Regions from separate parts of the Mus musculus genome. Here region 2 is linked to region 1. The links are chromatin loops, found by intact Hi-C in ENCODE. Cell type or tissue: heart. All regions are shown on one strand. Links, peaks and the distances in the headings refer to the core of each region. The heading gives the core; the rest is flanking DNA.

What was found. Hi-C counts contacts between places; a loop is a spot of excess contacts. Peaks named below come from ENCODE experiments on the same cell type or tissue, not always from the same donor. Only the 100,000 strongest peaks of a DNase experiment are listed, where the experiment ranks them.
Region 2: a loop joins it to region 1, with 4 times the contacts of the local background. A loop is called at or near these places in 17 of 42 quality-filtered maps.

What each region holds. Positions count from the first base shown.
Region 1 is chr16:57,108,094-57,124,826 of GRCm38, reverse strand. Tomm70a (translocase of outer mitochondrial membrane 70A) reads right to left here and starts at 3,113. Exons shown (of 12, transcript NM_138599.5): 1 at 2,633-3,113. The coding sequence starts at 2,965. In heart, for the core only: a CTCF peak has its summit at 8,552 (motif pointing left); no DNase peak of the experiment used is centred there.
Region 2 is chr16:57,156,304-57,173,036 of GRCm38, reverse strand. It overlaps Nit2 (nitrilase family, member 2), which reads left to right and starts at 5,705. Exons shown (of 10, transcript NM_023175.1): 1 at 5,705-5,756; 2 at 6,821-6,939; 3 at 8,719-8,839; 4 at 9,431-9,519; 5 at 11,253-11,346; 6 at 11,833-11,907; 7 at 12,892-12,970; 8 at 13,521-13,619; 9 at 15,498-15,553; 10 at 15,871-16,372. The coding sequence starts at 5,750. The coding sequence ends at 15,962. It overlaps Tbc1d23 (TBC1 domain family, member 23), which reads left to right. Exons shown (of 19, transcript NM_001358433.1): 17 at 1-13; 18 at 1,220-1,414; 19 at 2,597-4,175. The coding sequence ends at 2,678. Gm16892 (a long non-coding RNA gene) reads right to left here and starts at 5,668. Exons shown (of 2, transcript XR_003951893.1): 1 at 5,567-5,668; 2 at 1-1,643. In heart, for the core only: a CTCF peak has its summit at 6,254 (motif pointing right); DNase peaks (open chromatin) are centred at 5,686 and 6,246; H3K4me3 peaks cover 1,453 bases; H3K27ac peaks cover 1,194 bases.

The sequences.
Region 1 (16,733 bases), core at 4,227-12,226:
TAAGAGTCAAATATGACTCTCTACCAACACTTAAGAATATAATTTCCACTAGAAAATAATGATTCTTAATATTGCCTTGCTAAACAATAATTTAGTAATTCCAAGTAAGATTTCAGGACCATATTCCTAAATTCTACATGGTGAGGTTAAAAAAAAAATGGCATGTTCAAGTGTTTTGCTCAGTTTTATTTTGGGACAAATATAATAACCATTTTAAAGCAGAGAATTCAACAGAAGTCAGGCCAATCAAAATTATTCTTTATAAAAACTAGAAGCCACTTATAAATATTAAAATAATTAGTACTGCTGCAGACAATGTTGCAATACTAAAAAGGGAATTTACTAATTATTTCTGTGTTATATATGTGTAAATGCATACACGTGCTTATGTGCAACCAAGTGAGGGTGTTCTTGAACACTGGAGGTACTGGATCCTCCTGAAGCTGGAATTACAAGTGTGAGCTATCACACAAGGGTCCTGGTAACAAGCTCATGTTCTCTGCAAGAGCGATATGCACTCTTTAACTGTTAAGACACTTCTCCACGCCAGCTCCCCTTATTCTTAATTTATGATTACTATAGAACTTAAGAACTTTTATGTAACGTTTACTTATTTACTATTCCAGATTAAAATGAAATAGAAACTTTAGATATGAAATTTTCACATGTACAAAATTTCACATCTATGGAAACAATAACTGAGTCAAAGAAGGCTCTTGACAACCACCTTCACGGGCACTCACAACCACACCATTTCTTAAACAGGCACTTACAGGTTGCTTTGCTAAAAATGCCCTTAAAATCTCACTCTGGCCCATAGGTGACTGAAAGTAGGACAAGAGCATAACATCTCTGCATTCTGTCCCCTTCAGCTCAACTGAACCCAGAGGTTAAGTCATTGTCCTTAACCTTTTCCTCGAGTCACCTTGGATTCCAGAGCACCCCTCAGACGAGGGTAATTATCCTGGATGTTGAGTCCATGCCCTGGGACATACGCAACTGTCTTACAGGGACCAGACTAATCCCCTTAGGAACCCTTCCTTCAGCCCTCACCAGCCCTCACAACTGCCATACCACTTCTTGACCAGAGCTGCTTCATTTCCATACCTCTTGCCCAGATTCTCCCATCAGTTAAACCTTAAAGGTCTGGTGAGTAACCTAAAAACTTGGAAGTTACTGGAACCAACTGACCATCCCTCTTTCCAGTATGGCAACACTAAACAAATCTTTGCTTTTTGCCATTATTTATCTCTGTAAAGGGCTTCTTGGAGTGTGGTTGCTCATCATAGTTTGCTGGGGCTGCCAGTGCTGGGCTTTCATCCTAAAAACTTTGGTTTAACATTTTAGTGCTGGATGAAATAGAAGGGACCAAATATTTTAATCCTCTTAGCCTACCAGGATGACAATGACATAAACTGAGCTTACCAAAATAACAATGCTGGACAGGACAATGTAGAATGGCATCTCCTCAGCTCTCAAAGATCATGGTTCCCTCCAACATTGTAAGTTCTGGTTAGAAATTGGCTGTTTAACTTCCCCATAGGAGAGAACAAACAGCCTTCCTGCTAGCTAGCACGGTGACTCACACACAGTAAGTACTATCCCTGGAGTCATATACCAGAGCCTCTGAAGCTACTTAGGAAAAGAACAACGTGTCTTCAGGCTGAATGGGATGAAAATGCCTGCCATTCATTTAACTGTACAGTTTTTCTCATGAGTGTTAAGTGCACATAGGATGCGTGTGTATAAAGAATTTCCTCAGGCACATACCTGGTATTTATTTACCTGTAAGTTTCTCTGAACTTGGATTACTCTGGTAATACCACCACAGAATTCCTGACCCAGTAAAGTCCCTTATCTCACTCAATCTCAGTCCATGCCAATTCTCCACACAGCCGTCAAACTTGTCAAAAAGATTTAATAGTCTGACCACCAGATCCGATAGAGCAGTTTATCACTCCAATGCTTGTTATAACACCAGAGACTCTTTATCAGGCTTGGACACATGTATATATATGTCCAGGTGAAATAGAACATTTTAAGATGTGCAGCGGGGGTGGGGGTGGGAGGCACAGTTCCTTAAAAACTGAACTATTTCCTATATACAAAGCTACCTAATGATTTTTTTGAACTTTGTAATAGTTGCTAATCTCCCTCCCCAAACACACACACACACACACACACACACACACACACACACACAATCAGAGCGAGAGAGAAACTCCGAAAGAAAAATGGCTTGTTTTTAAAAGGTTCTTAGCAAAGTTCTGGTCTTGGGAAACACAATAACAACTCACGGTACAACTCCAATCGTTCCGTGAAATTTGCCTTTCTTCGCTTAATGGAATTACTATATTTGTGCATGTTTCCCATACCTACATACTAGGGATAAATGCTGTGTCACTTAGAAGAAAGGCAAAGTATTCTGTTGGATCCCAAAGGAAATTGTCAAAGAACGTCTCTACGCTAGCCAGCCTGGAGCTGCTATTCCATTCCCTATAAAGGCAACCAGAAACGACTCTAAAGTCACTCGGCAGTTTCCGACCGGTGGGAGGGCCCCTCACCCGCACAACGGGTCAAGGAAAAGCTGCATCCGCTCGTTTTCACCTCTACGGCCCGGGCGGCTTCTCACCATTTCCAGGGAGTCCCCAGAACCGTCGTGGTGGCCACTGCCCAGGGCCGGACTGGCCCTGCCCTCGGGGGTCTTCCGTTCACTGTTGCGCTTCAGGCCGCTGGCGTCGCCCCGGCCTCCCGCTTCCCGGCGCCTCCGCCTTCGGCTCCACAGGTACATAGCCCCAGCACCCAGCAACAGGGGCGCCCCGATGGCCAGCGCCACGTGCCATCGCGGCAGGGTCCCCGCGCCCGAGCCGGGGCCCGCAGTCCCACCGCCACCGCCCACTCCATTTCCAGAACCGGGCGCAGCAGCCGCCGCCATCGCCGCCTCTATGGGCTTAGAGGCGGCCATGACGACTGTCCTCCGCCGCCGCCGCGCCGGTCGCGGGCGCCACGGTCACCGGGCAGCGTGGGGAGGAAGCCGGGAGCGTGGAGGGAAAGCAACGCGCGAGCGAGCACGCTAAGCAGCAGGAGCGGACGACAGAAAAGGGCCAGAGGTCACCGGAAGCCCGGGGCATGCCGGGCTAGACCGGCGGCTGGGCCCGCCCCTATCTACTGTACAGGGGAGAACCACTTCCGGGGTCAGAAGGCCTGGCGCTCTGGGTGGCTTTTCCCTTTCCTCTTGCAGGCGGTTGCCTAGAATCGCTCGGGAGGTCTCAGGCCTTGCGTGACTGCAGACCTCTTCTCCAGGACAGAAGGACCCGTGGCACTGTCGCCAGTGCGGCGAGGAGGGGCGTGGGGGGCCGTGTGCAGCAAGTGTAGAGGGACAGCTCCCTGTAGCTCTGTGAGTGGGCGGGACTTGCAGAAGCACTGTGAAGGGAATTGGCCAGCAGGGATGGTGGGCCTCCCAGTTGATTGGTAGGATCGGGGAGGGGGGTGTGGCTACGTTGGTGCCTGTTAAAGACTGAAACTGTGGGAGGGGGGAAAAAGGGTGAGACCATCGTGCTGTGTAAACCAGCTTTGTATATTTCTGCAATAGCCAGATTGTAGTTTGGACAAATTTGTAGTTCCTGGGACAATGACAGAGGGCAAAGACTAGATGGAAACTGGGGAAGGTAGGTTGACTCATGGAAGTGACTTGCAGCCTGTGTGCTGCACCTTTAATAGTTACAAAGGGCAAGGATGTCTGTTAGAAGGCTTTCCTATTGGCTTTCCTCGAGGACCCCGGATCACCGCAGGCATCTTTACGTGTGTATCTTAAAATGGATTCCACCTGACATCTAGCCCATACAACCTTCCCTGGAGCACAAGTGTCTGTCACAACACTTTGAGTTTGCTCACTTATTTGAAATAACTTAAATTTTTAAAAAAAATTTATTTCATTTATATGACTACACTGTAGCTGTTTTTCAAGCACATCAGAAGAGGGCATCGGATCCCATTACAGATGGTTGTGAGCCAACCATGTGGTTGCTGGGAATTGAACTCAGGACCTCTGGAAGAACAGTCAGTGCTCTTAACTGCTGAGCCATCTCGTCAGCCCTGAAGTACTTTTCTTAAGCCTTCATGAACTCTGGATCTGGTCTCAAAGCATGAAGTCTACTTTGCAAGGTGTTTGGAATTCACACAATTTTCAAGAAAAAAAGGCAAAGCATGGATAATTAAATGTTCCAGGCTATGGCTCTTCATTTCAGGTTTGAACATCCTTTTGTCAAACAAACAAACAAACAAACAAACAAACAAACCAAAAAAACAAAAACCAAACACCCATAGATGGTCATTTGGCTTTTAAGTACCACAGGATGCTCACCATAATAGCATTACATGAAGATGCAAAGGCCAAGTTGTGTCAACGTGGAGTGATTAAAATAGAATGTTCCAGTTTGAAACTTCAGGGCCTTTTCTCTTGCGTCATGTTGGTTCTCACCAGTGAAATGTTTGCACTAGCAACAAACTGAAAATGGTAGTGTAACTTAGTTGATCAAATAGAGATTGCTGTAGGCACTGTTCTCACCCCAGAACTTCAAAATCGGAATCTCATGCCCTCTGAGTAATCTTGGATTTTTCAGAATAACAGCAAAAGGATTCTCCCCCTATAACTTCACATTTTTTTCTGTGATATCTTGGAGGACTAAAGGCTCCCAGTTTGAATAAACCATTGGAACTAAAACACATTTGAAAGATTTTCACCTTTGTTAATTTTGTGTATGTATGTGTATGGGTGCACCCATTCCACGGATCATGATATGAATCTTTGGGAGTCACTTCTTTTGTCCATATGGGTCTTGGGATCTTTTATAGCACCAGCAAAATGATCACACTATCGATTAACAGTTTCTGTTTCTTCCCCAATTATTACCACATTGCCATAGTTATTGGTTCTTGTATCTGCTACTCAAGTTCATCTTGGGTCCTTGAAGAGTAGGAATCGTGGTATAGTAATCTTAGTACTTCTGGACCTGTTGCTAAGTTAGACATATGATAGGTATTGTTAGTGTTCCTGCCCAACACAATTCCTGAAACAGATAATGCAGGGAATATGGGGAAAGAGGCGCTCTTATTCACTGCTGGTGGAAGTGTAAACAAATATAGCCATTATGGAAATAATATGAAAAGTTCTGGAAAAATTATAGAACCATGTGACCCAGCTATACCATGATTGGGCATAGATCTAAAGGACTCTATAGTCTGCCACAAAGAGATTTGTACATTCATGTTTATTGCTGCATAAATTAAAATATTTAGGGAATGGTAGCAGCCTAGATATCCATAATGGATGATTGGATAACAAAAATGTGGTACATACACACAGTATCATTTTACTCATTGCACAGAAAAATGAAATCATGAAAATTTCAGGAATGGATAGATCTATAAAGTATATTATAATAGTCTCCCATATGTGGATCAAAGCTTATAATGTCTCCATATACTAGTGAGAGGTCGGTGCAAGTATAGGTTATGAAACCAGGGAGAAGGCTCCTAAAGGAGGAATATAGTTGTTGAGGAAAGGTGAGGGGATGGGCAACAAGACATGTAACATACAAAAAAAAGAGAAAAAGAAGCTGTGGAAGATTATAAGGAAGATAAACACAGGCGTGAAAAGGGGAAGAGAATAAAGAAAAATACACAGTAATTTTACTTGAAATGTCATAAAATAACTTAATGTTCTAATTTTAAAACTTGTAAGTAAAAAATTGAAATTTATTTAGATGGAAACACAAAATAAAGACAGGTAAAAATATCCACAAACTATGCCTTCAGCAAAGGAATAATATCTAGAATCTATACATTTCACATTTCAACATTAAAAGGGCAAATAATTTTATTATAAGATAAGCCAAAGTCATGAAAGACAGTCACCTTACTGAGAAAGATAAATAAGTGAAAAATAAGTTCATGAAAAGATTTTCAACATTAGCTATTAAATAAAGGTGAATTAAAACCACTAAGTGGGTTGAGGAGATGGCTCGGTCATTAGAGTGCTTGGTACCTGTCTTAGTCAAGGGTTTCTATTCCTGCACAAACATCATGACCAAGAAGCACTTGGGGAGGAAAGGGTTTATTCAGCTTACTCTTCCACATTGCTGTTCATCACCAAAGGAAGTCAGGAATGGAACTCAGGCAGGTCAGGAAGCAGGAGCTGATGCAGAGGCCATGGAGGGATGTTACTTACTGGCTTGCTTCCCCTGGCTTGCTCAGCCTGCTCTCTTATAGAACCCAAGACTACCAGCCCAGAGATGGTCCCACCCACAAGGGGTTTTTCCGAAAACCCTTGATCACTAATTGAGAAAATGCCTTACAGCTGGATCTCATGGAGGCACTTCCCCAACTGAAGCTCCTTTCTCTGGGATAACTCCAGCCTGTGTCAAGTTGACACACAAAACCAGCCAGCACAGTAGCCAAGCGTGAGAACCTGAGTGTGGATTCTTGGCTTCCATGTATTAATACAGAGCTAGGAATGCACGTTTGTAATTCCAGTGCTATGGAAGCAGAGACAGGAGGATCACTGTGCGCTACTAGATAGCCAATCTAGCTGAATAGAAGTGCTCCGGGTTCAGTGAGATAAGCCATATCCAAAACCAAGGCGGAGAACTTCAGAGGAATTATGCCCAAACTTGACCTATGTCTTCCAAACACAAACCTGTCACCATGCCTGCCAACCTGAATCTGAAGCCTGGTGGAGAGATAACCAATTCATGCCAAGTTGTCCTCTGACTTCCCTATCTGTACCACGGTACTTGAATGTCCACACACATACACACTTGCATATGCAAACAAAACAAAAAAATGTAATTAATTTTTTTCCAAAATAAAAAATGAAGTACAATCAGCATTTCTACATTTCCAAAAGAAACAGAATCTTATGAGTGGCAATGAACTCAGTCAATCAGGATGAAAAGATCTTATAAAGCTCCGAGTGGGCAGAAGGGTGGCAAATGAGTGCATAAATTATACATGAGTTATCAGTCACAGTGAAAGAGGGGGAAGTAGGGTTACTATACATGGCTCCTTGCAGATAAATGCAGAGGCTGCTTCTGACAGCAGAAGGAGCAGCCAGTTGATGGAATCATGACATGACATTCCCATGACAAGAAAAGTAGCACCGCCTACTCAACTGAAGATTTGATGGAAGTTTAATAAAGCAGAAACCATCAGGATCAAGAGACAATTACCATCAGGAGGGCTCAGGAAAAAAAGGGGGATTCTGCAGAAGTAAAATAGGAAAAAATGCAGTAAAGAATATCCTGCTGGAAGCAGCCAGAGTAAAGGTGAAGGGCAAGGATTACAGCACAAAAGAATTTTGAACTAGCAGTGATGATGGTGGTGGTCGTCGTGGTTGTGGTTGTGAAGAGGGCTGTTGGGGATATAGCCACAGCAACTGTGCTGATTCCTAGCTGATACCAGCATTAGTGGTAGTCAGCAATCCTCATGCTGGACTGGCAAGGATTGTGGAAAAGCTGAAGCAGCCAGGAACTTGTTCATTAAATAGCGCCTCTTTCCCCATATTCCCTCCACCACTGGATGTTGTGTATTTTTTTTTTAATGGTAGCTATTCTGATACAGGTGAGATAGAATCTCAGAGCTTAGTGTTGCATTTCCCTGATGGCTAGTGATGTTGAACTGTTTTTGCTTGTTTGTTTGCTTGCTTTGTTTTGCTTTAGTGGAGGTTTAAACTTTTTTAGTTATATTGTAGGTATTAAATTCTTGTTTGAAGTATCTCCCATCCTGCAGGCAGTTCTGCTTGGTTTGTTGATTATTTGCTGGGCAGAAAGTGTTTCATTTCATGAAGTCCTGCTTGTTAATTCTTGGAACACTTCCTGTGCTGCTAGAGTTCTTTTCGTAAAACTCATGCCTATTCCTAAACCTATACCTTGAAGTGAGTTCTCTGTGTCCATAGCAGTTTCTGCATTTCAGACTTCATGTTCAATTCATTTTGTATTTACTTTTGTATAGGGTTAGAGATATGACGCTAAATCCATTCTTCTACAGATGGATATTCAGTCTCCTCTCCCTCGTCATAGTGCTTTTAAATTTAAATAATTCAGAAGTCAAAGATTAAAATAATTTACTTTTCTTCCTCAGTTAGGGCCTCCAAGACTATTCTAGGTTTGGTGATTTGTTGAAGGGACTCAAAGGACCCAGCATGTGTCAAACTCATAACTAATATTTATTACAGGGAAAAGATATAATGAAGATCAAATTGACCGGGTATATAAGCAATGTCATGAGCAAATCTAGCTTATGTTTCCAAGAGTCCTCTTCAAGTCTAATCACAAAAGATATGCTTACTTTCTTAAGCAATGAATTGTGACATGTCAAGTAAGATGTTTATTAGGTGGGATCATTGGAGACCTAGTACCTCCAAGTTTTATTGAATACTAGTCTTGAAGGTAGTCTTAACATGGCAAACACCCAGTTTCTAGGCTTCCAGAAGAAAATCATTTTTCCAGCATGCCCTGATTTAAATGGCCCCCATAGACTACATGTTAAAAGCTTGGCTGCCATCTTGTGGTGCTATTGAGAGGTAGCAAAACTTTCAGGAGATCTCATTCTGACTATGCCATTGAAGCACTTACTGCAATACTGCTCTCTTCTCTTTCTCTTTCCTCTCTCTCTCTCTCTCTCTCTCTCTCTCTCTCTCTCTCTCTCTCTCTCATCTGTCCATCCATCCATCCATCCATCCATCCATCCATCCATCCATCTGTCTACCTGCTTTCTGGCATCCATGATAGGTGAGCAGATTTATTCCAAACTATGCTCTCTGCAATGATGTTCTGCCTCACCACAGGTACCAAGACAGCAGATCAAGCAAGGAGTATACTGAAAGTCCTAAAGCCATGAGTCCTAAGTAATTATTTCTTCTTTTTAAGATGGCTATCTCAGGTATTTTGTCACATGGTGCAAAGCTGATGAACACACTGTGTAAACCACATTGGGTAATATAAAGAATTTAAGCAAGTCTGATAATTTAAAAAATTTACCTCACCGCAGGAACACTTTATTATCTGAATTCTCAGAGGCTAGTAAATAACCATTCTTTGTGATCAATCTTTTCTAAAGATAGGCAGTTTCAGTCATTAGTATATTTAAATATAATTCAATCTCTTGGACAAGATGTTTGTATCTTTATTATCAATCGGATCCCACATTATAGAATGAAATCGATCTACAGTATTGACTTTAAATGAAATCCAAGAGTTGCATATTTAGGCTGTTAAATAAATCCAATTAACTGTAACAATAAATCTGAGAAACTAGATTCTTGAGTGGAGAGGCAAGCCACCCAGCCCCGCTGCCGCAGCCTCAGCCCTGTTAAGTATGCTCCTAGTCTCTGTTGTTAGTTTACATTGCAATCTCTTATCATCCTGGTATTCAAGAGCTGTTGTGAACAGCACCTCATGCCTTCTTTCCCTGCAGCTCCCCAAGTTCTGGGATATAAAAAATCTGAGATCACAAAATCAGTTCAGAATAGACCTTCTAACATCTTAGAAGTTCCCTGAGCTGTGTACACTTTGGGGCAGGCTAAGTAATTGAAAGGCTTCTTTACATCAGCTGTATGATAGTTTTATTACTGAGTTAATTAGGGCAAAGTGATTTTATTAAAACAAAATCAGGATGCTTCATTTGAAGTCTATCACTTTACCCTTTTACAGTGATTACTTTTTCCTGTCTTTTACTTAGAAGGGTGCGGTGCATGAAGAATGAGATGATTTATACAGAAAACCATTCTAAGATGGGTACAGTGACTCATGCCCATAATTCCAGCACTCAAAAGGTTGAGGTGGAAGAAAGACTATGAGTTTGACACTGGCCCAGGGGTGATAGTTTCAGGCTAGCCTGAGTTGCAGAGGAAGACTCCTCTAAGGAAAGGAAAATTGTATATATCTTTATACAGTTTGGTCACCAAAGCATCATGTTTTGATTAGGCCCAAATCCCTAATTGTCAAAAAGTTCAGAGTGTTCTCTGAACTCTATGCTTTTCTGTCCTACCATTTGTTCAGAAATTCAGAAAACAGTCTGGAATTGTGAATCTGTATGGATTGAGTCATATTCAGTCTGATGAGAAAAATGAGTAAATTTGGCTCTCTGTCCATTGTTATTCAGAAAATCTAGAAAATTGAACAGAAAGAAAGCTCTGAGACACACCAAAGAAGGAATGTTGTGTAGTCATTTCCTCCAAATGGAAACATTCCCTTCAGGAGGAAGATTCATTAAGACTCGGAAAAATAATGAAACTCACAAGACATAGGAAGTTTGTGAAAATTACAACATATACAGAACCTCTCCCCAGGGTTATTTTATTTCTAGTAGTTGCTGGGTAGAAGAGACTTCTCTGACCTGGTGAAACTGCCTGCCTCCAAGTTATGTAGAGAGTTACAAGAGCTGAAACGAATTGTCACTCATACTGGGGTGGGATTTTCATCATTGCATCTGTCTCTGAATTGTCTGTGTTCCTGTAAGTATCTCCAGCAAATGCCTTTCTTAGATCTGTCTTTGGTGCCTTTATCTCGGGTAAGTACTTGTTCATGTCTCTCCAGAAGTGTTCCATAACAGACAACTGTATCACCTGGTAGGGTGGAGGAAGAGACCCTACTCCCCATGGAATGTTCTTTCTCATCTTGCACCTTCTAAAAGGGAACACAACTTGAGATAGAATTCTTATGAATGTCAGTGCATATTGTATGAGTTACTTCTTTATTATTGTGATAAAACACTGTGACCAAGGAAACTTACAGTTCTAGAGGTTTAGAGTTTATGATGGTGGGACAAGGGCATGGAGGTATATGGCTGGAGCAGCAACTGAGGGCTCACATCTTGATCCTTAAGCAGGTGCCAGAGAGCACATTTGGAAGGTTCAAGTTTTATGAAACCTTAAAGCCTTCCCTCAGTGACACACCCCATCCAACAAGGCTCTATTTCCTAATTCTTCCCAAACAATTCCACCAATTGGGGACCCTGGTATTCATGGGAGGCAATATCATTCCAACTACCACACACATGATCATTAATGTCATATACCAACTTGATGTTGTGCATGAGTTACTCAGATTGAATATTGTTTTGGGCTCTGTCTCTAAATGTGTTGATGAAAATATTTGAATGTCTTGACTTAGTAATGAAACTTGCTCTCCCAATCTAGATAAGTATCATCCATCCACTGGAGGCTTGAATCTACCAAAGGTATAAAAGTTGAGGAACGAGCAGTTTTCCCCTACCTATTTGCCTCATCATTGCTTGACTTGGAACATTTCATCTAATTTTCCCATGACTTTGAATTGGCATTTACAACATTTATTCACCCTGTTCTCATGCCTTTGAAAGGAGACTAAATTACTCTACCAACTTTTCCTGCCTGCAGATGGTAGATTGTGAGACTTCTCAAATTCCATAATTATATGAGTCAATTCTCCAGTCCATACATATTTCTCCTCTGTCTTTGTCTCTCTGTCTCTGTCTCTGTCTGTCTGTCTGTCTGTCTGTCTGTCTGTCTCTCTCCTCTGTGTGTGTGTGTGTGTGTGTGTGTGTGTGGCAACTCTCCTACCTGACAGTTCCCTGTCCAGTTTAGTTGAGTGCTTGATTTTCCATTGGCTGAAAGGACCACCCAGTGACATTCAGTATTTTGGTTCTATTACTCCTTGTAAAAGGATTTATCTACAGTAGCTTTATGGAGAGAGCTGGTTTTGCTCCCCACAGGAGATGTTTTCTGCTTTTTTTTTTTTTCCTGAAGTAGACAACCAACAATGAAGACATGGTTGTGAATTCTCTTGGGACTTTGAGAAGCAGCCCTTTACTAACGTGAAGTAGAAAGCACACATGTTCTCCAAAACAAGAACTAGAGGTGTCAAAAGCAATTTTGATGCTTTAGTTTTCTTTTAACATAAACTTTGGTGCCATGCTGTAGGAACACTGACATAGTTTTCAAGACTATTCTTACTCATTTCAAAAGGGATTTTTCTATGGTAAGTAACCAATAACTCACCTGTTTGAAAGACCTTTTGGAGGCTGGCAGAATGATATAAATAACCTTGCTTCAAAATTGGGTGAGATGCTTAGTAATAAATTTCCCTGGACACATGATGACCTATTTGAATCTCAGTCCTCCAATTCAAGATACAACACCAGTCACCCAAACACAAGATGCTTATAATGGAAATAGCATTTACCTACCCTGAAAATAAAAGACAGGGACTATTTTATTCATAGAACACTTGTTTTGCTTGTTTGTTTGTTTTGTTTGTTTTTAAAGACCAACTCAAAGGAATGCTCCAAATAATCATACTCTGAGCTTTAAAAAAGTGGGGTGCTTATGCAGTATACGGCACACAGAAGGAATAACTACTACTGCAGAACTATGAATACTTCTCACAGACCTAATGTGGATAGCACACTAATCATCATTGGCGGCAGCAGCAGGACAAATGTCTACAATGCCATTGCAAGAAATTTCAAATGCCATATTTGAGGGCAGAGGTCACCAGTGGTAACCTAAGGGCTTATAAGGTAGTTGGGAGATAGAGTGAGCCACATTGGATGCTGCAAATGTATCCTCAGCTACAGGGGTTGGTAATGTAGGGACATGTATGTGCAAAATTCATCAAGCGGTATGCTTAATATTTGTATATTTTAAATGCATACATTATCTTTGTGAATGTGTAGGGAATATTTCAACTCAAAGTAGCCTTTGTCCCAGGATCTGGATTTTCTGTCACTATCAATTTATTAGAAGAGTATTTTCCTCAATGAATAGCTTTCAACTTGCAGTCACCCACCCTTTATTTGTGGTCATTTATAACTGGTCTACAGTTGGTGGGAATAATATGAAGGTCATACTTCACTGCTTTGACAGCAGGAGATGCATCACATGCTATTGGCAGCAAGGTATAGGGAAATCTAAGCAGTAGGCTGTACTTCTACCTTTAGGCTAAAAGCCCTGAAAGAATTGTTTTAAAGTTTCCCAATTTAAATAGACAAAGGTGAGAGGAGTGTGGGCTGCACAGTTTATAAATAGACAGTGCTGAAGGCTGACTGATGATGAAATGGTTGTTGGGTAGATCTTTCTCCTTAAGGATGTTAAAAAAGACTTTATCAGCTAGGCATGATGGTACAGACCTGTAGTCCTAGAATTTGGGTGGCTGAGGGAGGGGGATCACAAGATCAAGACCAGCCTGGACCAGCCAAAGCGATCCCGACTCAAGCAAACAAATAAACAAGGATGCTATTATCAAAAAATTATTTTAAAAATACTAGTTTACTCTGACCTCTGGAAGAGATTCAGAGGTTTCTCAAGTCAGCCTTGCTGGGTGATGTTTTTCTTTGAGACTTTTAATATCTTAATTCATTGTTGCAAAGAGTATAAAGGTGATGACGATCATGATGTGTCTTTTGCCATTTGGACAAGAAGCTTCTGTGGTCATAGCCAGAAGGATAGGGATGACAGAAGACTTTGGAACCGCAACATGGTCTAAGAAACCAAAGATGCTAGTTACAGGAAATTCTCCCTGCCCAACCCACCGAGTTATCACAGAACTGGAGAAAGCTAGAGTGGCATCAGGAGACTCATCTTAGAGAACGTTTAAGGAAACTGATGGTTTAGAATCAGTACTTCCAACTCTTTTTCCCCCCCTCTTTTGAGTCTTTTTTTTTTTTTTAGTGGTCTTAACTTTTGTCTATTAGGTAATGACTTCTTCAGTTTTTTAGTAGTCAAGGCTATCTTTCTTGTTCACACAGCTCTGGATAAGACATATAATCACTGCATGTCAAGCTTCAGGCCAACAGGAAGAAAGCTGTTGTGTGTAAGAGCCTTTCAGAGGCAGCTGTGCTAAGCGGTGCTGACTACCAATCAAGGTTGTTTAGTTTTGGAACAGGATAGGCTCAGGGCAAAGACACTGCAGCCCCCAGCAGAAACCTTATCTTGTTATGTCATCAGGAGAGTTACTGCAATTGTTCCAGGGCAATGTGACATTGAGATACCACCTGAATAGTAACCCTTAAAATACAAACACCCCCTTAGAATGTGCTATTCGGGTTTTTTGTTTGTTTGTTTGTTTGTTTGTTTTGTTTTTTTGAGACAGGGTTTCTCTGTATGGCCCTGGCTGTTCTGGAACTCACTCTGCAGACCAGGCTGGCCTTGAACTCAGAAATCCGCCTGCCTCTGCCTCCCCAGTGCTGGGATTAAAGGCGTGCGCCACCACTCCCAGCTTTCTTGGTTACTTCTTACTCTGGAGCCTATTGTTTATGTAAAAGCCATAGCTCTTATCTTAAAGGGGATAAGAGATAGTTTCTTATTATGAATCCATTTTGAGTGAACATGGCCCAGGAATACAAATTTTGGTTACTCCAAATTCCATTTTCTAACATGGAAGTAGTTTCATGAAGTATATATATAAAAAACAAAGGAAGCCATAAGACAAAAGGATCTAACAGACATTCTAAAAACAGACTAAACAAGATACTTCCTTCTCACTGACTATGGAACTTCCCTCAAAACTGATCACATATTAGGACACAAAGCAACTCTCAGTAGATATAAGAAAATTAAGATAACACCCTGTATCCTATGATTATCACATACTAATGTTGGATATCCACAATAATAGAAATAGCAGAAAGTATACAAGCATATGAAAGCTGAAAACTCATCACTGAAAAGTTAGCCAAAACAGAAATCAAGAAGGAAATTAAAACTTTTTAGAATAATATGAAAATGAACAAAGCATACCCAAACCTATGGGACACAAAGAAGGCAGTTCTAAGAAGCAAGTTCATAGTCCTAACTGCTTATATTACACACAAACAAAACAAAACAAAAAAAACCTAGGGAGAGTTCATATTAGAAATTTAACAATACAATTGAAAACTAGAAAAACAAGAAATAATAACCTAACATAGCAGATAAGAAAAAAAAAAAACAAACAAACTCAGAGCTGAAATCAATAAAGTAGAAACAAATAAGCAACAAAGAGTCAGTGAGCATCTCTGCTCGTTGGTTCTCTGAGAAAATTGACAAGATTTTCTTAGTTAATTTATCCAAAAGTTGGAGAGTAAAAATCAATAAAATTAGGGATGAAAAGAGGGGCATTACAATAGACACCAAGGCAATTCAGAAAATTCTTTACTTTAAATACATACTTTAAAAAAAATCTGTACTCCACCATACTGAAAAACCTAAAAAAAAAAAAATGAATAAATTCCTTACTCTACTAAGGTTAAATCAAGATGAACTAAACAATCTGAACAAACCCATAACCCTGAGTGAAACAGGAACAGTAATTAAAAAATTCCCTAACCGAGAAAAAAACCCAGAGCCAGATGGATTCAGTGTAGAATTCTACCAGACTTTCAAGCTATTCTACAAAATAAAAACTAAAGGAACATTTCCTAATTCTTTTTATGAAGCCATCTACTATTCTGATGCCAAAACACACAAAGACCCAACAAAATGAAAACTATTGACTAATATCTCATGAAAAGAGATACAAAACTTCTCAATAAAATATTTACACTTTTAATACAAAGACACATTAACAATATCATCCACCATGATCAAGATGAAGCTGATTCATCTCAAAGATACAAGAATGATTCAGCATACATTAATCAATAAATAAAACCCACCACATAAACAGGATGAAAGACTAAAACCATATGTGATCATTTCATCAGATGCAAAAGGCCTTTGGCAAAATTTGGCATCTCTCTATTTTAAAAGTCTGGAGTGACTAGGGATACAAGGGGGAATACCTCAACATAATAAAGGCAATTTATAGCAAGCCCACAGTCAACTTCGACCAAAATGGGGAGAAACTCAAAGCATTTCCATTAAAATCAGGAACTAGAAAAGGACATTTATTTTCTTCCTAACTGTAGTACTTGATGTCTTAGCTAGAGCAATGTGCTGGTTGTTTTTGTGTGTCAACTTGACACGAGCTAGAACCATCAGAAAGGAGGGAGCCTCAGCTGAGGAAGTGGCTCCATGAGATCCAACTGTAGGGCATTTTCTCAATTGGTGATCAATAGGGGAGGGCTCAGCCCATTGGGAGTGGTGCCATCCCTGGGTTGGTGGTCCTTGCTTTTACAGGGAATAGGTTGAGTAATCCAGTAAGCAGCACTCCTCCATGGCCTCTGCATCATCTTCTGCCTCCAGGTTCCATCCTTGCTTGAGTTACTGTCCTGACTTCCTCCAATGATAGACTGAGGTCTGGAAGTGTAAGCCAAATAAACCCTTTACTCTCCTACTTGCTTTTTGCCCAAGGCATTTTTATCACAGCAATAAAACGCAGAAGAAGACAAGCAATAAGACAACTGAATGAGATTAAGGGGGTACAAATAAGAGAGAAAGAAGTCAAGCATCCTTATTTGCAGATGTTATGCTTTATAGATAATAGACCTGAAAAACTCCACCAGGAAAGTTCTACAGTTGATAAACACCTTCACCAAAGTAGTAAAATACACCATTCCTCACCAATAACACAAAAATCAGTAGCTTTCTCAGAATACTGAGAATAAAATCAAGAAAAAAGTACCTTTCTCAATGGCCTCAAAATATATTGGGGTAATTTTAAACAAGCAAGTGAAATACTTGTATAATAAAAACTTTTAAGATATCAAAGAAATTGAAGACACTAGAAGATTGAAAATCTCCCATGCTCACATATCAGTAGGGTTAATATTGCAAA
Region 2 (16,733 bases), core at 3,160-11,159, 49 kb before region 1:
ATATGTTTCCTAGGTACTTTTGAACATGTTTTTACAAGTAAACTCGCACTGGGCAAAGTCAATATAGACATAAAGTGCAAGGGACTTTTTATTCAAGTGCAAAAGACCTCATTTCCCACTGTCAACTCCTGTTAAGTGTCTGTTTTTAAAGGTCTTAGGCACTTTGTATTTTGGAAATTCTGAGACAGGACAGTGAATAGTACATTGAACACTCTGATGCCCCTCTCCTGGACATGTTGGCTCTTCACAGTCCCCATAATAAGTGTCAGGCACACCCAGGCCATCCATGAGCAGCTCACCCTAAGTGCTTCAGCGTACAATCCCAAGAGTACCAGCAGTTTCTGACATAACTCTGATGCCATCACTTTGCCCGAGTGTTACCAGTGCTGCCCACATTAGCCTTGGCAGTTTCCCTCCGCCCTGAGTGCGTCCTGCACTGCCTGCCTGTTCTCACGCAGTGTATGCTAGGGCTTTCCCTTTTCTCCTACGTGCCTGTTCTCTTCATGAGTCTAGGCCATGTCTGGCAAAATGTTTCAAATTCTAGGCATGTTTAATAGTTTGCCTTATTGTTTGCTATGTTAAAAGTGAGCTAAGATATAAGAGTTTTGAGGTTTTCTGCTTTAATTGTTTTTAAGCTATGCCCATTTTGCCTTCGGAATTTAGTTGCAGAATATTATAAAATATGTAAGGAAACCCAACAATTGTGTAATGGACTTTATGATATTAGACAGAGAATAGTTTTGAATACATATAATCCTGTTAAAAATTCTGAGAATGGAGCTGGGCGTGGGGGCGCATGCCTTTAATCCCAGCACTCGGGAGGCAGAGGCAGGCAGATTTCTGAGTTCGAGTCCTGCCTGGTCTACAAAGTGAGTTCCAGGACAGCCAGGGCCACACAGAGAAACCCTGTCTCGAAAAACCAAAAAAAAAAAAAAAAAAAATCTGAGAATGGCAGAATAGTCCATTAAAGTTAAAAATTATTTACACATTACACTCAACTTCTCATTAGAAAACATACCTTTACTCTTAAATAATTATGGTATTATCTGTTAATAAAACAATTTTACATAATATTAGATGAAAAAATATATAGCTTGTTTATCAAATATATTCATAGATAACTCAAAAATAATTCTTTGAAGTTGAATTTTTTACACTGGAGCTGTTGAACTGACATGTCTGTCGAGACCCAATTCACTTAAACTTCTTTTCTCTCAAGCCATCTGCTGGTTACCGCCACCCATATGTACTGCTTAAGGGAGATTCTTTCAAGGAAAGGCCTGGCTTACATCCAGTCTCGGCAAGCACTAAATTCTGTAGTGAAAATTACGTCCAAAAAAAAACATCCCGAGCTAATTACCTTCAAGTATGGAAACAGCAGTGCTTCCGGGATAGAAATCTTGGCTATTGAAAGGTAAGTTGTTTATTATTATTATTATTAATTATTACCTGAATTAATAGAGCCCATTAAGTGCAGGCTCCTTCTGGCTTTTGGTGAGTGGGTGTTGGCGGAGAGCACTGAGGTGCTCCGCTCCTGGAACAGTGTCATCTGTGAGCATCTTCCTGGTATCTGTGGCTTCTACACTGGTGCATGATTTCAGTTACGCTGTAGCAAATTTCACACCAGAGTCGTTAATGATAATCTAGGGGTCAAGAGAGACGACGGCTCAGCAGTTAACAGCACTTGTTGCCAAGCCTGACAACCTGAGTTCAGACTCTGAGCGCTACTTACCACTCCATGACATAAGTACTCCCCACCCCCACTGAGGCAGTGTCATATAAGAACAAAACAAGAAATACTGTAACAGTCTAGAGACTCTGCTCTGTTGTGAGGGCTAGACCTCAGTTCCCAGCACCCAGAACCCACGTCCAATGGCTCACAGGTGTTATACTCCAACCTGCAAGACATCCAGCTGGTCGGGGTGGCATGCGCTTTTAGTCTCGGCAATGGGAGGCAGAGGCAGGGGGATCTGAGTTCAAGGCCATCGTGGCCGATAGAGTGAGTTCTAGGACTACACATAAAAATCAAAATAAAACCCAAACAAAAAAGACATGCAGCACCCTCATCTGGTCTCTGTGCACATAGATACACATGTGCAAAATATATATACACAAATAAAAACAATGTTAGAAAAAGAATTATACAAATGCTACACTAAATGCTGATTTGTGAGGAAATAAATTTGTCTTAGAATGTTAAGTTGGTATTTTATTTTCCATCATCAAAACTTCTTAACCTGGAGATGGTTTGAATCTTGTTTAGACAACTTAATGTTTTGCTTAAGGTCAAACCAGCAAGTCCCGGAGTTGCCATTGTCTTGGGAATTGCATGCCATCAAATCCTAATTGTAGCAGCTTAAATCCCATCTGTACTAGACAGCAAGGACGGTGATTTACCCGCCTTTTCTTTGGACATCACACATACTTAGTAGTTGAGAGATTCTTAGCTGTGTGATAGATGAAAAGTCCCATGGCTTTGACTTTGGAGGTAAGTTATGGAGCACACAGCAAGGCATCTCTGCTCCCTTATGTGACCCCTCAGCAGAGAGCTGAAGGGAAAGTGCTGTACTAATCCATATGTGTCTTTCCCCCATAGGTATTTGATTCCAAATGCAGGAGATGCTACCAGAGCCATAAAACAGCAGATCATGAAAGTGTTGGATGCTTTGGAAAGTTAATGTAAAAGAAAGTTATTTAAGTGAAATTAAGGCAACGAAGAGAAATATGAAAATATATTTCCTGACTCAATACTAAGCAGAGACCTTTGATTTGCTCATGGGGTGCCTGAGTAGAGGGTCTAAATGCAAATTATTGTAATCAATACCGGGATGGGTTCACTTTTTTAACAGTTTCTTTTGCATCTTTGGTTTTATATAATGATTTATTATAAAGGTCAGTTATTAAATGACTTTGAAGTAACTGGCCTTGTGCCCTATGGATCCAAGGGCACAGAATGCAGTTCTGTTTTGAAGAGCTGTTTTAAAGGACATGCATCATTTTCAGGTTTTAAAACAACTGTACACATACATATTTGCAATGTCTTCACTGAAATTTAGGGATAGAATTAGTTGAAGAGATTTAATTGCTACATTGAGTTTTACTACAATGAGCATTATCGAAAATAAACGGTTAGACTAATGATTAGCTCACTGTTCTGTTCTTAAAAAGATTGAAGTCTGTTGGATGGAATGGATGGAGATCATAGCAACTCAAAACACAGCCCAGAGTGAGACACCGAAGGTCAGCTTCCCCATCTTCCTTCCTCCAGTAGGTAATTATCCAGAGACTAATTGCCTCAGAGATAGTGAGCCTCACCCCAAGTTGCTAAGGAACAGTTAACAGCACTAGAAGTAAGTAGGCATGTTAAGGTTAAAATTAGCATTTGGGGGACAGAATTGTATCTGTAAAAATGTCCTTGGTCTTTATTACAAATGGGTCATTTGGTCTAGGCTGTTTCAAAATGCTTTGCCACACTGATTATCCTCCTTGAAATGATCACCCGTGACCACACTAATGTCCAGTTTTTAAAAGAAAGATAATCAGAGAGCTGTAGGAATTTCCCATTGTTTCTCTATCACTTTCTAAAAGTTCCCCGGTTTTTGCCGTCGCAGTAAAGTTTGCGTGGTTGGCACTTGTTCCATCCTTACTCTCTGAAAGACGGACGCCGTCTGCTTTGTTTCGCAGCTTGCTCAGACTAGTCACTGTGCTGAGAGAGCCGGAACAGCTTCCGACCATGGGATGATTTTTATAAAATCTGTCTGAAAAATAGTAAATAGAACCTGCCATGTCATAACATGTAATAGATTTTTTCCAAGGGGTTGGTTGATAGAAATATCTAGATGTACCCCACCAGTAGCCAGTGTTTTAATTTGCTTAATGGAAATCAAGTGAATGGTAACATAATTAAAAGAACTCTATTCTGATATCTAAATAAAAACAATGTATTTGAGTGGTTGAAGACATTTGCATGAAATTGCACCTTGTACGGTACTTGATATTTATAACTCTTCCCCCAAACTGTTGTATTTCATTTCTTCCATTTTCTCGACACCCTCTTTGAGATGTCCTGAAGTCTCTCAGCTATGGGACTTTTTTTCATAATATTAATGTAAAGATGTTTGTGTTACTGTTTATAAATTACAATTGTAAATAAACTGATACAAGTTTGCTCAAAACTTCTGCCCTGGAGGATGTCTGTTCTCTTTATCTGTATTTTGCCTGCAGATTAAACATTTGTCTTATATATGTACCTTAGGCTAAAACCAGTGGCACTAGGTGGGTGCTGGGGTGCTCATAGCCCCAGCTATTGAAGGAGGAAGGAGGATCAGTTGAGCTCAGGGAGTGAGGTTTCTGTGACCTTTCCCCCCTCTTTCTACTAGAGCTGTCAATAGATCTGTCACCTTAGACCTGGCTTTGTCTTCAGTAGTTGCCATGGCTACCAGGCCACTGCAGTTTCTAATGCAAGATGAAGATGGGGTAAATATGTTAACCCTGGAAGACATAAGGCCATACTGCAACCCATCCCCACACCTTCCTCCAGCGCATACATTCTTTGTTCACCCCGCTTCCCCAGTGTTCTCAGGTTCTTGGAAGAAACAATTCTGTGATCCCCTCAGGACGATGTAGGTGCTTAGATCCAAACCCAGGTCCTTTGCAAGAGCACCAAGTGCTCTTAACCACGGAGCCATCTCTCCAGCCCTGCTTTGTCCTTTTCAAACTGCTGTTTATGGTTCTCTCTCTCTCCCTCTCTCTGTCTCTCTGTTTGGCTCTCTCTGTCTCTCCCAAAGTTTGTGAAAAGCTCAGCCCCACTGAAGACAGCTGACTAAAATTTCTTTTGGGGATCTGATCTGCAGGCTTTCTTTCCTCTTGTCAAGCTCTCTAATCCCCTTGGCTCCGTGCTCTGCAAATGTGACAAGGTATAGACTTTAACTTGCAAGCACTGCAAAGCTTAGAAAGCAATGTCACTAGCTGGGTGTGTTGCTACAGGACTCAATCCCTGCACTCAGGAGTGGGAGCAGGAGGATTAGACGTCAAGGTGAGCCTTAGCTACATAGCAAGTTAAAGTGCAGCCTAGGCTACAAGAGACCCTGTCTGAAAACCGGAAAAGCTCAAAACAAAAATAAATATTTACATAAATGATAATGAATAAAAATTAAATAATAAATACAAAGGTCAAATCGTAGAATACTGCTTAGCACCAACTCTATCTCTTTCCCCAGCCCAGTTAGGAGCAAGGTTCTGAAGTCCTGCTAGCCTAAAACAACCAGGTGCACTTCCTCAAGCCAGTCAGCATGGAGCATCGTTACCCTGGCCACTGCCATGATCTAACCTGAAATTTATGTCCTTTGTGCCACAAGTAGGACCTTTCTACCCCAGACCATTTATGGCACACTACCATAACGTAGGCTTCTCTTTTTTGACTTTGCTTTTGAAGGCCCTATATAAAGAATTTGTAATTATCACTTCTTGGTGTATGCAACCGCAAAGGGTGAGCCATTTTTAGTACGGTGCCCAGGCAAGAATGTAGACTGGTACTGAATGTGCACAAAGTCGGAGGCTTACTCACCTACATTACAGCACAGCACAAAACAAAACAGTAAAATCCTCAAAGCTCATCGAGGCTCCGCCCCTCGACCCAGCCCTTGACCACGCCCCTTCTGCGCGCGCGGCTCGGCCCCGCCTTCTGCACGCTGCGGAGGAGATTGACTGGCAGGAGTCCCTGTGGCCTGCGGTGCACCGTGGAAGAGCCATGTCTAGTAAGTGGCTCGTGGTCTGGTTGTCCAGCTCCCAGCGGGAGCGGGGTCCTCCGTGCGGCGGTGCAGATGAGCCGGCTGGGTCCTTGCGTCCCCCGGTCAGCCATGCCGGTGGCTCTTGTCACCGGTGTCCGCGGCGCGGCGAAGCCCAGGGGCGGCTGGCCGTGCGAGCACAGGCCTCCGCGCGGGGCGTCCTGTGCTGTCGGAGCTGGTCAGCTTGCGGGTTGGGTGGTGGTGTCCAACTCGTGGCTCTGACTTCCTCGCCTCACAAAGCGGTGGATAATCACACCTCACTCCGCAGTTCCTCGTCTGTAAAAGTTTATAGTTGCACTGTCCTGGCATATTCATGTAAATGTTGTTCCCGTAATAGGCCCGTCACTCGAGGTGTTTTCGTGCCCTCCGCCCCGACTTGTTCATCTTCAAAATCATTAATCGCTTTCCGGAGAAGGGGAAGCAACAAGTCTTGCACACGGAGGACCCCAGTGGAGGGGTTTTCCTGCGTAAGCCTGCAGAGGGCGCTTTTGCACCGGCCCCTAACCTGGGTCGGGACCTTGTCCATATTGGGTGGCTTTTGGAAGAAGCTAGAAACAAAACTATAGTTTTATTATCCTTTCCTGCCTCAGGAGCAGAGGCAGTCTAACTTCCTAGGGTTAGGGGAGATATTAGTGAGTTTCTGTGATACTCTGGTGACAGCTCAAGGTCTGTTAACCTGAAAATAATGCCAGGTTTTGGTTTCATTTGTTTTTATACAGATTCTGGCACTGTTCAATTAAGAGGTGTTAGGGGCTAAATGCCTTTTTTTTTTTTTTCTCTCTCATCATATTTAGGATAAGCCAAGGAATGAGCGATCATAGTTTTTATACTTTTAAGGAGAGCTTCGGCCTTCTTCAGAAGCCAGGTTTTGTCAGTGTTGTCGATATACCCCTTTAGATTGCCAGTAGTTGGGTCAATCAAAAACCATGTTCAAATACTGCCTGATATCCTGTTTGAGAATCCTGGCCCTGGGTGAACTTAGTGGGCAGATCTGATGACTTTTTTTTTTTTTTTTTTTTTTCTTTTTTCCCCAGCTTTCCGCCTGGCCCTCATACAGCTTCAAGTTTCTTCCATTAAATCAGATAACCTTACCCGGGCTTGTAGCCTAGTGCGGGAGGCAGCAAAGCAAGGTGCCAACATAGTTTCTCTGCCTGTAAGTATCAGGGCAGCCTGCCCATTCTTCAGGAGCTGTGGATCCACCACAGTACTGCGTGCTGGCAGTGGTCCTCTTATGTCCCACCTCCAGCAATGCCTTTTGGAACCCTAATATTGTTTCGTATTTGTCTCATCTTTCACAAAGACTAGTAGCGACCTTTATCATAAGATGTCAAACGTGGTTACAAGTTTTGAACAAGATCACCTCCCCTGTTCAGACAAGCAGTAAGAAATCCATGGGGGGCTTCCTTAAAGACTCACTCAGGGCCTGTACAATTACTTGGTACCTTACCTAAGTCAGGCTTTTTATTGTCGTGTTTTAGGTCAGACCACATTGCTTTAGTACTGTTCAGTTTTTGAAAAATTGTCTCGAGGTTTGAGTTGAAGGTTGTATCATATTTGGTGGTAAGTACAGCCTCGGAGATCCTGAATGACCAGGGATCAGTTAGCAAAGGGAACACTTTGAGGAGCCAGAGGTCAGTTCCACAGGAGCAGTCTTACTTTGTTGTTTCAAGGCAGGCTTTCTCTGTGTAGCCCTAGTTGTTCTGTCACTTGCTCTGTAGCCCAGGGTGGACTCAAACTCAGAGATCCACCTGCTTCTGCCTCCAAGTGCTGGGACTAAAGCCCTGTGCTCCCACTGTCTAACCACTCTGTTTTTGAGGTGAGGTCTCTCACTGGGACTTGGGACTCACAAGTAAGCTGGACTGGCTAGCCGGCAAGCCTCGGAGAGCCTCTCCTCACTCCTCCGCTGGTGTTGGAGTTATGAGTGCATCTCCTCACGCCGGGCTTATTTTACATGTGTGCTGAGCATCTAAGTCATGCCCTCATGCTTTTGGGACAAGCACTTTACTGGTTGAGACATCTCCCAGCACAATCCAGTCTTCCTTTTTAGATCACTGTGTAGCCATGGCTGCCTGGAACTTACTATATAGAACAAACCTGATGTTCTCTGTGCATCAGTTACAGGACTCATCTGTACCTGGCACCTAACCATGGTCTCTTGTTAGTTGATGTTGTTGAGATGAAGTACAAGTCTAGGAGGGAAAGTGCTTGGAGTTATGTGCGTGCTTGCTTAGCTCGCTGACTCTTGACATGCTGGTCATTTTTAGCATAATGCCTGGTACGTAGACACTGTTGTTAAATGCAAAATGAGTGAACTTAAATTGATATCCGGTAAATGTTTACCTGTTGTTTTCTGACATGTCAAAGGACTGCAGAAGGCAGACGTGTGTTGTATGCAAGTATTAGTGTCTTTGTCATTTTTGGTGTCTGTGTCCCAGCCCTGTCTTTGTTTCATCCTCACCCACTTTTCCTATCCATGAGAGACATCATAAAGATGTCATAAAAATGTCAGAATGGAGTTAGAAACAGCTTATTTGCAGTTAATAAAACAGTTTAACTTCTGTGGCTTTCAGAACTTTTTAATGCATAACTTTTATTGCTTTACATAATAAGTGGTATAATTTTGAGCTCTAGACTTCACCTCAGGATTCAAAAATCACAGAGTAAACATGATTTGTGATGGACCTGGATGTCCAAGAACTGGTAATCCACAGGCTCCAGGTCTAGCCTTCTGCCAGGTTACCAGTCCCCTGTCCTCGCCTGGGCTGGTTGCCTGTCTGCTTTCCATTGAACGTTCTTTAGCTTTAGTTGAATCTTTTCCTGCTGGTGTTTTCTCCACTCCAAGCCGAATGGGCAGTGCTGTGTTTCTACTTTCTGCAGATCTTTAAATGGTTTGCCTGGTTTCCCCCTTTTTCCTTCTCTAACATGACTCTAGGAGTGCTTCAATTCTCCATATGGAACAACCTACTTTCCTGACTATGCAGAGAAGATTCCTGGAGAGTCCACACAAAAGCTTTCTGAAGTAGCAAAGGAGAGCAGCATATATCTCATTGGAGGTACTTCTTGCACCTGGTGTAACACCTAAATATTAAAAAGGCTAGAATGACTTCTGTTATATTTAAACATTTTAGCCCTTGAAAAGAATGAGGTTGCCAGGAGTAGTGGCATACACCTATGATCACAGCACTTAGGAAAGCTGAGGCAGGAGGATTGTAAATTCAAGGTCAGTTTGGGATACACTTCAAGATATACTAAGTGTAAAAAATGCAAGTTTGTGTCTTAACATTTCTCAACTAGGGCCCGTGGGATTCAGTTTTGTTGTAAGACTTGATGGATTTGAGCAATGAGGAATTCCTGATTTTGCTTGGAAGTTACATATTAACTGCTGCTCAATATCATGACTGAATTTCAAGGGCATTTTGGTTATTTTTTAAACCTTTCTTTAACATCTGGACTAGTTATATTTCATCACTAATTTGGAGCTTAATCACTGTAAGATATATTTAAGGGGGAAAAGAATGCTTAGAATAAATGTTATTATTGGGCCCAAATGACTGTTTGCCAGGCCTTTAACCTACTCTCACAAGGTTATTGGCCCATTCCTTTTTGTTACTGTTTTGTGTGACTGTGTATTTCTTCAATGGAAGGCTCCATCCCTGAAGAGGATGCTGGGAAACTGTATAATACCTGCTCTGTGTTTGGGCCTGATGGAAGTTTACTGGTAAAGCACAGGAAGGTAAGTTGTGCCGATCTCATCGCCTTCCAGTTTCTGTTTCTTGCAAGGATAGAGATGTAATTAATCTTTAAGCCACTGGTTCTGTATGGCTCAACCTTGTTGAACTTGTTGCTCTGTGTAGGATCTCAGACACACCGTTAAATTTTAGGTGCTCTTAGGTGGGCAGTCGTAGCACATGCCTCTTCATTTGAGGCTAGCCTGGTCCACAGAGTGAGTTCCAGCCAGGACTACAGAGAGAAACCCTGTCTCAAAAATCAAAAAAGAAAGAACGTGTCCTCGAGTCGTTTCCAGTCTCAGAAGAAACATACTCACTATTTTACTCGTAAATATGACGTTTCAGAAGTGCTTAGTATGACTACTAGATAAAAAGCATTCCCTTCCTAGAGAGTGTTTCTGCTTTGTTTTGAAAACCATGGTTGGTTGTAGAAGTTTCCTGGGTACAGGCTGGAGAGGAAGCTCAGTGGTAGACTGCTTTCATAGCATGGGCAGGGCCTGGGTTTAGTCACTGTCGTTGCCCCTCCCCTCCTCCTCAGGCACAGCATACATTACTGTCTCTCAGTATATGTCCTTGAGATCATATGGCATTTCCTTTACTAATGTGATAAGTTACATTGCTTTATCTTCTGATATCACAACATTTGTTGTGCTTGAAACAAAAAAATCTTACTTTAGCTAGGCATTTGGTGGTGCATACCTTTAATCCCAACACTTGGGAGGCAGAGGCAGGTAGTTCTCTTGAGCTGGGGACCAGCCTGGTCTACTATGTGGTTTCCAGGAGAGCCAGGGCTACAGAGAGAAGCCTTGTCTTGAAAAAGGAAAAGGAAGGAAGGAAGGAAGGAAGGAGGGAGGGAGGGAGGGAGGGAGGGAGGGAGGGAGGGAGGGAGGGGAAGGAAGGGGAAGAAGGGGAAGGGGGAAAGAAGGAAGGGAAGGAAATGAATAAATCTCATTTGGAATTGTTTTGCAAAATTTTACCTGGATTTTGTGTTTGTCTTGAGACAGGGTCTTTCTGGGTAGCCTAGGCTGACTTTGAACTCCAGTAGTCCAGACTGGCCCAGAACTTGTGGCAGTCCTCCTTTCAGAGCATCCTTAGTGTTAGAATTACAGGCATGTGCCACCATGCCAACTTACTTGTTTCTAAATGCTGCACATTCCTTTTGCTTTCTTTGTTGATAGTGTTGGTTTGTGTTTGTTTGTTTGTTTGTTTTTTTGATATGGGCTCTATGTAGCCCTGGCTATCCTGGTAGACTGGTTGGACCTCAGACTCAGAGATATACCTGTTTCTGCTTCCCAAAGGCCTCTTCTTCTTTTGCCAGTTTTGTCAGTTTGATGCTGATTCTGAGAAATCTTCCTTAGCATTTGGGGTGAATAAGGACAACATAATGCGTCTACCATGAGCCTGCACATTTTTCACATCTGGAGACAACAGGGGTTGTAAAAGCCACATCATTTCACCATTTTCCTGTAGTAGAAAGGATAGGCAAAATTGTTAACCTGTTTCTTCAGAGACTGAAAACAAGATAAAGACACCAATTACTTAAGGCCCTGCCTGAGATCCTACACAGAGCAATAAAATAAGTGGTTGGATGTAGCTAGTTGTAGGTACAATATGGCCAAAACTGGGGATGATGTTTGTGCTGTCAATCTTAGAGCATGTCCATATCTGACCATCAAGAGATATCTGCCACTACTGCTCTTGAGGCCAGAGGTAACCAAATCAATTATTTATGATGCAGATCCATCTGTTTGACATTGATGTTCCTGGGAAAATTACGTTTCAAGAATCTAAAACATTGAGCCCTGGTGATAGTTTCTCCACATTTGATACGCGTACGTACCAGATAAGTTTGCCTCTTACAGGAATCCCAGAGAAGAGGAGCAGGTGTTTTCCCTTTTATGTCTGTCTCCAAGTTTTTCACACATTCATATTAAAAGTTCAGAATTAGGAGAGTAAGCAGTCAGAGATCTAGAAAGTCTGGGGAGAATGGAACCCTGGGATTTTGACATAGCTCTTCCATTGGGTTACAGCCTCTGGACCATGGCATCCAGGGTGTTCCTGTGGGCCACCATTGACACATTGTACTTAATTCATTACATTAATACATTGCATATTGTTCAGAAGGAAGTTGTCAAAGCTATCCTGAGGCTGACAGTGTTGTCTTTGAACGATGTCCCAGTAGGATTGAACTTACACCTTGTCTGTGTAGGAGTCCTGGGTTAATTCTTTCTAGTCAGGGTTTTAGGATCAGAGCAGCTCTACTCCCCCATTCTACACCAGAGGTTCACTTATTTGTGCATCGTTCTTTTTGGAAATAGCTTACTGCAAAGTGGGCCTGGGCATCTGCTATGATATGCGCTTCGCGGAGCTTGCACAAATCTATGCACAAAGAGGTGAGTTAGGGCCACAGATGGGTTACATAGCTGCTTGGGGTTTGATTCTGGGGTGGTGTCTGTGGCATGAAGATAGCCCCTAACAAAAGTTGCTCAAAAAAGCAAAACACAATAAATGTGCACAGAATGTCGAAAATACAGTGTTAATGTCTCTGCATCCAGTACTTCCACAGCAGCTCGCTAAACAGGCTGAGCATGGGATACTATGGTTACAGGGGTGAGGGTATGTGTGATCTCACACACTCCATCCATAGTAAAAGCTTTGTTCTGGAATATTCCCTTTACCCTTTGAGGGTAAATATCATGGTATTTGGAGTTACATGGGGCCAGGTAGAAATGCAGCAATGGTCTGTACTCTCATGGGTTTCAACACTCACATATATAGTCAGTAATATTTTGATTTGGACAACTTACTGCCTGTAAAAAATGAGACAAGTCAGAAGTTCTGGTAGCACATGAACACTCATTTTGCCTCTCTAAGAGGGTGTGGTTCCCTCAGAGAACTGGTATGACAGAAGATGGAGAGAATTTACAAACTTCTGATGCCATTCAGCAAATACCAGTGTCCTTACTAAGCTACCGAAATGACTGACACTTAACTAAGTGCTATGGATGATTGACAGCTGTTTAGCAGATGAGGTGCATGCATTCTGGGCTTAAGAGTGTCTGAAACTGTACTGCCCCAAATCGGTTGGGAAGTCACAGTGTACATCTCTTCACTATGTGGTGCTGAGCATCTGAGGCCAAGTGACATTTTGATAACATCATTCTTTTTAAAAGTGAAGTTTGACATCAGCCATCCACTGCACTTTTCTTGTGGTCGTGTTTTATACGTATATCTCTAAAAACTTAAATTCAGAGCCTGTCTTACTAGGCTGACCTCTTTTTGTGTGTGGAAGAGTTTGAGTTCGGCTCTATTGGATGAGGAATAAGGGAGGGAGTAACTGAGTGCTCACCGTTGCACTTTCTCTCTCCCCTCTGGAGGCTGCCAGCTCTTGGTGTATCCTGGAGCTTTCAATCTGACCACAGGACCAGCCCACTGGGAGCTGCTTCAGCGAGCCCGGTAAGAAAGGAACCAAGCATCTCAGAGCTGATACATCTATCAGCCTTAGATGGAGCCCTGCCCCTTGTCTGCCTGCCTTCCCTGGCACCCAGACGCACTTAGAAAGGATGACTCTGCACAGAGAGCTCTGCTAGGTACTGTCTCCGATGCCATAGCAGTTCCCTCAAGAGATGCTGGGGTTAAAGGCATTCTACAGTGGCTGAATGCCACTCTATTGTACGTGGGTTTTATCTCAATAGTTAATAGACACAGGATGTTTGTTTCTTGTTTCCTGTGATAGTCCAATGCTGGGTTCACATGTCTTTCCATGTGCTGTTTCATTTCCTTTGGACTTGTACCTTTTAGTGGGATTTCTGGACCACATGGCCTGTTTTAAACTGTTAGAGGCAACTCTACTGCTTTCCCCAAACTCTTGCTCATTCCAATGTACAGAGGCCTTTTCGTGTTTACTTCTAGTGTTTTCGTAGTTTGCCTTTTTTTTTTTTTTTAATTTTAAAGAACTGTATAAAGGTCTGCAACGTGCAATGTATTTGCTTTCTGTTGACTACAGGGCTGTTGATAATCAGGTGTATGTGGCTACAGCCTCTCCTGCTCGGGATGACAAAGCCTCGTATGTGGCCTGGGGACACAGCACTGTTGTGGATCCTTGGTGAGTATGTCTTAGGCTGAGCTCAGCTGGAAGTTGAAAGATGATACAGGGTCATTTTTCTACAATTCCTACCCTTTCATCCATACACCCGGACAAGCATAAGGGAAGCTTTTTACTTGCAACCCACATGATAAGAAAGCGGATCCTGCTTGCTCAAGTGTTGTCATCTTTGCTTGTCTAGGTAGTCCTGGTAGTCATACAAAATAAACAAGGCAGCAGCGTAGGCAAGCGGTTGCTTTTAGGAAGAGATCTCAGAATTCTTAGTTTGCATCTGGCTAAAATTTAGGCTGAGTGACTGGTTCAAGGGCAGGAATGAGAAGCAAGGCAAGAGTGTTACTCCGCGTGTAATGATTAGAGATGGGGGACTGGGTTAAAGCAGTGGTTCTCATGCTGTGCGTCACAACTCCTCCACACATCAGATATCCTGCATATCATATATTTACGTGATTCATAATCGTAGCAAAATTTCAGTTATGAGGTAGCAGCCATAAACCATAATTTTGTGGTGGTGGTGGTGGTGGGGTCACCACACCATGAGGGTCATACCATTAGCAAAGTTGAGAACCATAGGGTTAGAAGAAACTGACTGTCCCCCGTGAAACGGCAAAGAATTTTACCACTGAGAACACAGAACATCACACAGATGTTTCTCCATGGACATATCACACGGTTGGCAACTGTATGTGTAATTTGACATTCACATATAGAATCTCAGTCAGACACATGTCCTTACTAGAACTTTGGACTTCAAAAGTTGGCTTTGGTCCAGGCTACTTGTGTATACACACACAGTATTTCTACAATTTCAGAATAAATAAAGGGTCCTAGAAAGGAGTGTCCCCTGTGTGTATGATTCTCAGTAGTTGCACACACCAGGGTTTATGGGCATTGGAGAAGTGGGTTAGGCTGGATTCTGTCACATTCCTATCTAGATGTTGGTGAAAGGCTCCACAGCCAGTTCTCCTGGTGGCTACCTAGAGTGGCTGTTGCAGAGTAATTTTTGTGTGTTATATGCGCTTCCTTTTTTTTTTTCCCTGAAGGCTTTTGAGGCCTTTCAGCCTATGACTTTAGGGTGGTCGGTGTCTGGGTGGGAGTGACATTAGAGAAAGAACTTTGAATTTGCCAGGACAGATGGGTGGGAATTAGGATTCAATCAAATGAAATTAATGGTATTGGTATTTCATCCTTGCTGAGAGTCTGTGGCTGTCTGATAAGTACAGTCAGTTAATTGTGCCAGATGGTTTGTTTTGACATATTTGGAAATTAATCATTTCTCCAGATAGATATATTATTGAGGCCCTGCACTGGGCCAAAAGGCTGGTTACTGCAAAGTTTTCCAGAATAGCCTTCACCTGGTCGTTTGAAGGGCTGTTGCTCCTGTCAGCACACTCTTGTTATTCAGACACTGGGTAAAGTCTTGTCCTCCAATCCGAAACTCCAAAGCATAGGGAGCCAGGGATCTCAGCCACACAGGTAGAGGGTTCTTGTAAATCTGGACCCTGTATAGGCCCGGCCTCATTACCCTCAGATGTGGTTGCAGTTGGGAGCACATGAGGGACAGACGGAGACCTTCCTTAGGAGGGGCTTTTTCCTGTTGACTCTTGGCAGCTCTGTTCCCAGATACTTATAATCATGAATGAGCTATGGCTTTCCAGGAGTGTGCAGTTTATTAAACATATCCCACTTTCCTTACCAAGCCTCACAGGACTCCTATTTCCACATGATGTGCCACACGTTCTTAACATAAATAACAGAACCAGAATTTATACTACTTTTTTATTTTAGATCTTAGAATCTTTTTTTGGCCTGGTACACAAGGAGGAAATATAGAGAACTTGAGGTTGGCGAATCCCCATTCATTCTCTGGATTTTCTTCAGGGGGCAGGTCCTAACCAAAGCTGGCACGGAGGAAACAATCCTGTACTCAGACATAGGTAAGCTTTGCCCTGCTGTGGTTATGGTTTCTGGGGCTCCCACTGCTCTCAGGCCAGTCTGTGGCTGACTTGGAAGGGTTCCGTTGTGCGCTGCTCTTCTATCCTGGTGATATCCTGGTGTTGAGGGTGAGCTCTGGGGCTTTGTCTCACTAGGTTTTGTTTAGTTTGAACTGACCCAGGACCAACTCCAGGTCACCAGCATCCAGACAAGGCAAATGTTCCTAGGTCACTTGCTGAGACTTTGGTCTGGGGACAAAATTTAATTGCTTGGTTAAGTAGTTGCAAATTATTAATCATGTGTGTTCCTGTTTTTGCAGACCTGAAGAAGCTGGCTGAAATTCGGCAGCAAATCCCCATTTTAAAACAGAAACGAGCAGACCTCTATACAGTGGAATCAAAGAAGCCTTGATATCTGTTTCAAAAATGTCACCAACAGGATGATGCTCTGTCAGATGATCAACTCTACTACATCTCTTTTTTTTGGAGGGAGGGGGGAACAGGGCCATTTCATGTTAATTCTATCAATGATCTGTGCCACAAGGTCCCCTATTTTAATTAAAAGTTTCATCTTTAATTAAAATGTGCTTGGTAACAATGTTCTAGCTCTTAACTAGTCTGATGGTTCCTAGGCATTTCAGTCCCAAGATCCTTTTGAACAATTAAAAACTGAAGCCTCTAAGCATTGTTTCCATGTGTGGTGGGCTGGTCCCATCTGTCTGAGAAAATGTACATTTACCAGAACACTAATTTTCATGGTGCTAATATCCCATCAACATGACACTTTTAAAACTTTTTATTAAAAATTGTTTTCATACAATATATTTTGATGTTTTTCTTCTTTCCCAATTCATCTCCACTCATCCAGATTTATGTTCTTTTTCTTTCTAAAACAAACAAAAACTCCATAAAATGAAAATCAAAATTAACAAGCAAAAGACCAATAAAGACAAAAGAAAACAAAAAGTCCACAAAAAAACCAATAGAGCTGAATGTGCCACTTGTAAACAGGAATAGATGTGCAGCTGGGACCCGTGACCTACACAATACTGGTTTAGCACATGGCTGGTTCAATACCATGCTGGTAAATCAAAACTTTTCCAATATATAAAAGCATATAGGCTATTATTATGGTTACTTACAGAAGAGTAAGAAAAGCCAGTGATTAAATAAAAATGAAGTA